Linked DNA regions of Mus musculus: region 1 is linked to region 2. The links are chromatin contacts, found by POLR2A ChIA-PET in ENCODE. All regions are on one chromosome and are shown on one strand. The core of a region is the stretch at or near the end of the contact, and the rest is flanking DNA. Distances in the headings are between cores, read along the strand shown. Region 1 holds the start of Tmem150cos (transmembrane protein 150C, opposite strand). Region 2 holds the start of Hnrnpdl (heterogeneous nuclear ribonucleoprotein D-like).

Region 1 (2,700 bases), core at 174-2,673, 39 kb before region 2:
CACCCCGCACTAAAGCTGGCCGTGGCCTGAGAGGCGTGGGCAGAGCTTTCCCATCAGTCTGACATCATCACTGTTCAGCGGTCGGCTTTGTGGATCCAGAGAGAGAAGCATGCTACAGAGAGTGAGCGGGAAAGAAGCCGGCCACCAGCATTTGGACTTGAGTCACTCTGCCTGAGGAAGATCTCCAAACGTGAATGCTACCGGGGACAGTCAGCCGCGAATGGCACGAGGTACGGCTGAGAGGGCGTGGCTTGGTTTTTCCTTCCACAGTGCATCACCCACAGTTCCAGTTTGCATTTTCTTTTTGAAGTGCCACTCTCACGGGTCTATGTAGGCCTCGTGGGCAAAGGTGTGGACCAAAGGCAAGAACCTTGTTTTGGCTTCAAGTATGAAAGGGGTATACGTGCAAGCTTAATTTATATCTGAAGAAATAATAAGAAAAAAAGATTCTCGAAGAATCGCAAAAGAAATCTACATGGAGGTGAAAGGTATGAGGGCTCTGAGGAAAGACAGGAGGTTAGCCCTCTTGCTGCTAGTCCAACCCAGGGGAGATTTTAACATCCGTGTGTTGCTCAAATTTTATAGTTTGAGGACTGGGGACTTTAAATTAAATTTGGAAGTTATAGAAGCAAATTAAAAACATCGCCCTCCCGCAAATCACATTGGCACAAATGGAGCTGCAATACTGCTAAGCTGTTCGGAGATGAGCCCAGAGGTGCAGGAGTTCAAGGCCATCCTAGATCCCTGTGCCAACAACAGAGTGCCAAGTGCACAAGCACCCCCTCCCCCAACCAAGTGCACAAGCACCCCCTCCCCAACCAAGTCACAAGCACCCCCTCCCCAACCAAGTCACAAGCACCCCCTCCCACATTGTTTCAAAAAACTCTCCAAACTCCTAGGGGGCTCAGACAGCCCGGAATGTAATGTGGAAAACGTTGTTTTGTAAATTCACCCTGAAGTATAGCTTCCCAAGGAAGGGTTCAAATGCTAAATCTCCGCCCCCCAGCATAGCGCCGAGCACGAGCACACAGTAAATGTCCAAATGAACAGATTTGCTGCTCGTTTCTGAGTGGAGGTGAGGAGCATCAAAGAGATTCAGAGACAAACGACAGAGTGGAAGACAGAGTGAAGAAGGAGGGGGAGGACTCATCACTACAGGGCAGGGCAGGGCAGGGAGTGAAAAGCCCCCAGTGGTGTGAGAAAGCCTCGAGTAGAGTATTCTCTTATTAAAAAAGGCGTCTTACCGTAAATACTCCAGGGGGATGTCTGTTAGTTTTGAAACTGCTATGAGGTTTCTCTTCTTTCCTCCTTTTCACTTTTCTATTTTAAAGATTTTTATCAAAGAACAAACGGTTTTATTTTACTCTCCACACTCCAAGTAAAGAGCTTTCGGTGACACACTTCTCTGCGTTCTTAAGAGTGTGCAGCAGCAGCAGCGGCAGCAGCAGCATCCAGCCAATACTGACATTACTCACTGGGACCTGGCCACTGAATAAAGGGGTTTTATGCTAAATCCTGACTTCCTTGTTTCTTACACTAACAGTTCTTCGTGGGTGTGCACGTACACGTCCGTGCTTGCTGTGGATAGCTTGCAGAACACGTTCTTTAATGCTCATTCTATTGTGACGGATACAGTTCAGGATCAGTCAAATGGAAGAGGTGCATGGGTGAAGAAGGCAGGCCTGGGGCTGGCTCCCTTGCCCTCAGTGCACCCCAGGCTCTCCATCCCAGCTGCCCCCCAACCTCCCGGAAGTAGGTAGGCTGGAGGTCTAAGCACCTGGTGAGCAGCCTCATCCTAAAGTTACCTCAGTAGCATGAAGTCTGGTACAAACAGAAGATGTTCATTATGAATAAAACACTGCTGTTCTGTCCTATGGGTGTTAGGAATTCCATGGCAGGAATGGAATCGAAAGCCAAACATCTTGTCTGAGAAAATATTTTTTGTACAATAAAGTTTTAGCATATTCTTTCTCTCCTCCCTGATCTTCCCCACCCCCACGTCCAATTTCTCTCTTCATAAGAAGCTAAAATCAAAGCAAACTAAAAAGAAAACCAGTAAGGCAAAACGCAGTGTCTTAGTCAGGGTTTCTTTTTTTTTTTTTTTTTTTAAAGATTTATTTATTATATGTAAGTACACTGTAGCTGTCTTCAGACACTCCAGAAGAGGGCGTCAGATCTTGTTACAGATGGCTGTGAGCCACCATGTGGTTGCTGGGATTTGAACTCTGGACCTTCGGAAGAACAGTCGGGTGCTCTTACCCACTGAGCCATCTTACCAGCCCCTTAGTCAGGGTTTCTATTCCTGCACAAACATCATGACCGAGAAGCAAGTTGGGGAGGAAAGGGTTTATTCAGCTTACACTTCCATGCTGCTGTTCATCATCAAAGGAAGTCAGGACTGGAACTCAAGCAGGTCAGGAAGCAGGAGCTGATGCAGAGGCCATGGAGGGATGTTACTTACTGGCTTGCTTCTTCTGGCTTGCTCGGCTTGCTTTCTTATAGAACCCAAGACTACCAGCCCAGGGATGGCACCACCCACAAGGGACCCTCCCACCTTGATCACTAATTGAGAAAATGCTTTACAGCTGGATCTCATGGAGGCATTTCCCCACCTGAAGTTCCTTTCTCTGTGATAACTCCAGCCTGTGTCAAGTTGACACAAAACCAGCCAGTATGCAGAGATCTCACAAAAGGACGTGG
Region 2 (2,700 bases), core at 124-2,623:
GCTCCAATCACCCCAACTCCTCCCAGCTGACCTGCCCCTCCCCAAGCCGTTGCTGAGACCATCTCCACTTCTTCCTATCCTTCTCCACCTAACCGAAAGCAAGGACAGGGGAGAAGATGGTGGCGCGAGGAAAAGCACCCCCGCAAACCGCCGCAGCTTCTCTTCCCCATTCCAGAGACATAAAGCCACACCGCCTCTCCTGAGCCTCCCAGGCAAAATCTCCAACACTTAAAATTTCCCTTTCAGATGCTTTTAGGCACAAGTAACTTCCCCGCTCCCTTCCGCCCCTCACCTTCACGAAAGCAATCGGGGTTGTGGTACCTTCGATATCTAACAGGATTACGGTGACTTCGGCGGGCACGGAAACCACGACCATTTCCCTGCCGGATGCTACCACGGGCTCGGCCTTGGTTAAGGAGGGCAACACCGCCTGCGCGTCTTGAGCTCCCGAGGGCCCAGCAACAACCGAGGCGCTGGCGACAGCGAACGACCAGGGGCTCAGAGACAGAGCTGGGACCCGCAGTTGCAGAGGAAGCCGCCTAGGGTACTACACCCGACGAGCAGGCGAGCCGCGCAGGCCCGGACCACGTGGGCAGCCGGAGGGGCGGGGCTCCGGGATTCAAAGGGGGGGGGTGGAGGAAACAAGGAGCGCGTGCCTATTGGCCGCCGGCGAGCCGCGAACCCGTCGGTCAAAATAGGCCTCGCGTGGGCGGGAACAAAGAAGCGAGCACCCAAGCCTGGAGCCTGGAGCCCGAGCGCGGGCACCAGCCCTCCGCAGCCTGCTGGAGCCTGCGCGGGAGGCCCGGGGCTCGTGCAGACGGGAGTCCCTTGAGTGGCGCGCCCGGGACGTGAGTGCCCCTTGTCTTCCCCGGCACCTGACCCCTTCCCCGCCCACCGCGTGCACCTTGGCACAGCTTCAGTCATCCGAGCAGGCCCCGCCCTCCGCCGCGGCCTCAGCCAGCCTCGGAGAACGAACGCACGGAACCCGGGCTGCAGAGAGAGATCCTGCAGCCACGGCCCCTGAGCCGACACCGCCCCGAGGCGACGGCGGAAAAGCCGTCCCCGCCAGGACGGAGGCGGTCATCGCGCACAGGCTTTCTGCTCGGCTGGTTGCAGCCGGCGCGAGGACAAAACACGCGTGCGCCGGGAGGGCGGGCGAGCGAGCGGGCGGACGGGCGCGCTGCAGCTTCAGCAAGCGGCGCGGGGTGCACGCCGCCCTTTTGCCGGAGTGGCCGCCGCTGCAGCAGCAGCAGCAGCTCTGCACTAGGGGACTGAGGGCGCAGCAAGGGACTGAGCCGAACTGGACGCGCGACGCCAACGGCTCTCAAGGCAAGAGGGACTGTGGCCCTGCCACGGCGCCGCTCGCGATTCCCGGTCCCGCACGGCTGACTCTCCCCGCGGCGCGACCTCGCTCCTCATCCGGAGCGCGGCGATGGAGGTCCCGCCCCGGCTCTCCCATGTGCCGCCGCCATTGTTCCCCTCCGCTCCCGCTACTTTAGCCTCCCGCGGCCTCTCCCATTGGCGGCCACGGGCTCCCCGGCAGCTCGCCCCGCTCCTCCCTTCGCTCGCTTCCAGCGCCTCCCGCCAGGGGGCGCGCCGGAGCCCGCGCCACGTCACCGCCCAGCAGCCCTCCCGATTGGCGGGCGGGGCGGCTATAAAGGGAGGGCGCAGGCGGCGGCCGGATCTCTTCCGCCGCCATTTTAAATCTAGCTCCATACAACGCTCCGCCGCCGCTGCCGCCGGGACCCGGACTGCGCGCCAGCACCCCCTCGCCGACGGCTCCGCCACCATGGAGGACATGAATGAGTACAGCAACATAGAGGAGTTCGCAGAGGGATCCAAGATCAACGCGAGCAAGAACCAGCAGGATGACGGGTACCGCACGCTCCGCTCCTCCCCTCCCCCAGAGCCCCGCGCGCGCCCTTCGTCCCTCCGGAGCCGCGCGCGCTGCCCCCAGTCTTTCCCCGAGTCGATTCTCCGCGTGCCCGCTGGACCCCAGTAGCCTTCCCCACTAGTGGAAAGTAAGATGGGGTGACTCGAGAGGCCCGCCGCGGGTGGGGGAAGGGAGGAGGGGTTGGGGAAGGAGAGAGGCGCCGTCGGTGTCCCGAGTGCGCAGGCGCCGCGTGGGGCCCGGGAGGGGGGAGGGGCCGGGTTCTGTGCGCCACTTGCTGCAGCTGCTGCTGCCGCTGCCGCCTCTTCATTGTGTGTGTTGGCCGCTCGCGAATTTTCCTGGGTTAGGTTTGGGAAACTTTTGGTTGGGGCACCAGTAGACGACTGGCACTAAAAGTTTCCTAGGTAGCAAAGTTGGCTTTAAGGCTGTGGGCAAGAGTCTACGTAAGTTGCGGGGGAATCGGTGTAAAAGTTGTGCTCTGCAATCCAAAGCAAGCAGGGCAGGACATCTACCAGATTCTAATGGCTTTTTTTTTTTTTCTAAGTTTTGAGTTCGCGTGGTACAAAGCAACGTGCCAGCTGGCTTGAACAAGTGGTTAAGATTTTTGTGGTCTAATGTTAGTGTTTGTAGTCAAAACAGATTGCGTCTGGAGAGTAAGTTGCCCTGTATTTAATCACTAAGTTACTGTTAAGCTTATTTTTCTTAAATAACTTTATTTCTAGTAAAATGTTTATTGGAGGCTTGAGCTGGGATACAAGCAAGAAAGATCTGACTGAATATTTGTCTCGATTTGGGGAAGTGGTAGACTG

What was found. ChIA-PET counts read pairs that join two places held with the same protein, here RNA polymerase II (POLR2A).
Region 1: POLR2A ChIA-PET joins it to region 2 with 14 read pairs in embryonic stem cell. The contact joins the promoter of Tmem150cos here to the promoter of Hnrnpdl in region 2. POLR2A ChIA-PET finds 5 or more read pairs at or near these places in 3 of 5 experiments (Patski and embryonic stem cell).

The regions. Positions count from the first base shown.
Region 1 is chr5:100,076,685-100,079,384 of GRCm38, reverse strand. Tmem150cos (transmembrane protein 150C, opposite strand) reads right to left here and starts at 1,423. Exons shown (of 5, transcript NR_045993.1): 1 at 1,245-1,423. It overlaps Tmem150c (transmembrane protein 150C), which reads left to right. Exons shown (of 8, transcript NM_001382851.1): 8 at 1-1,513.
Region 2 is chr5:100,037,895-100,040,594 of GRCm38, reverse strand. Hnrnpdl (heterogeneous nuclear ribonucleoprotein D-like) reads left to right here and starts at 1,373. Exons shown (of 8, transcript NM_016690.4): 1 at 1,373-1,875; 2 at 2,614-2,700. The coding sequence starts at 1,433. Enoph1 (enolase-phosphatase 1) reads right to left here and starts at 601. Exons shown (of 6, transcript NM_026421.3): 1 at 293-601. The coding sequence starts at 376.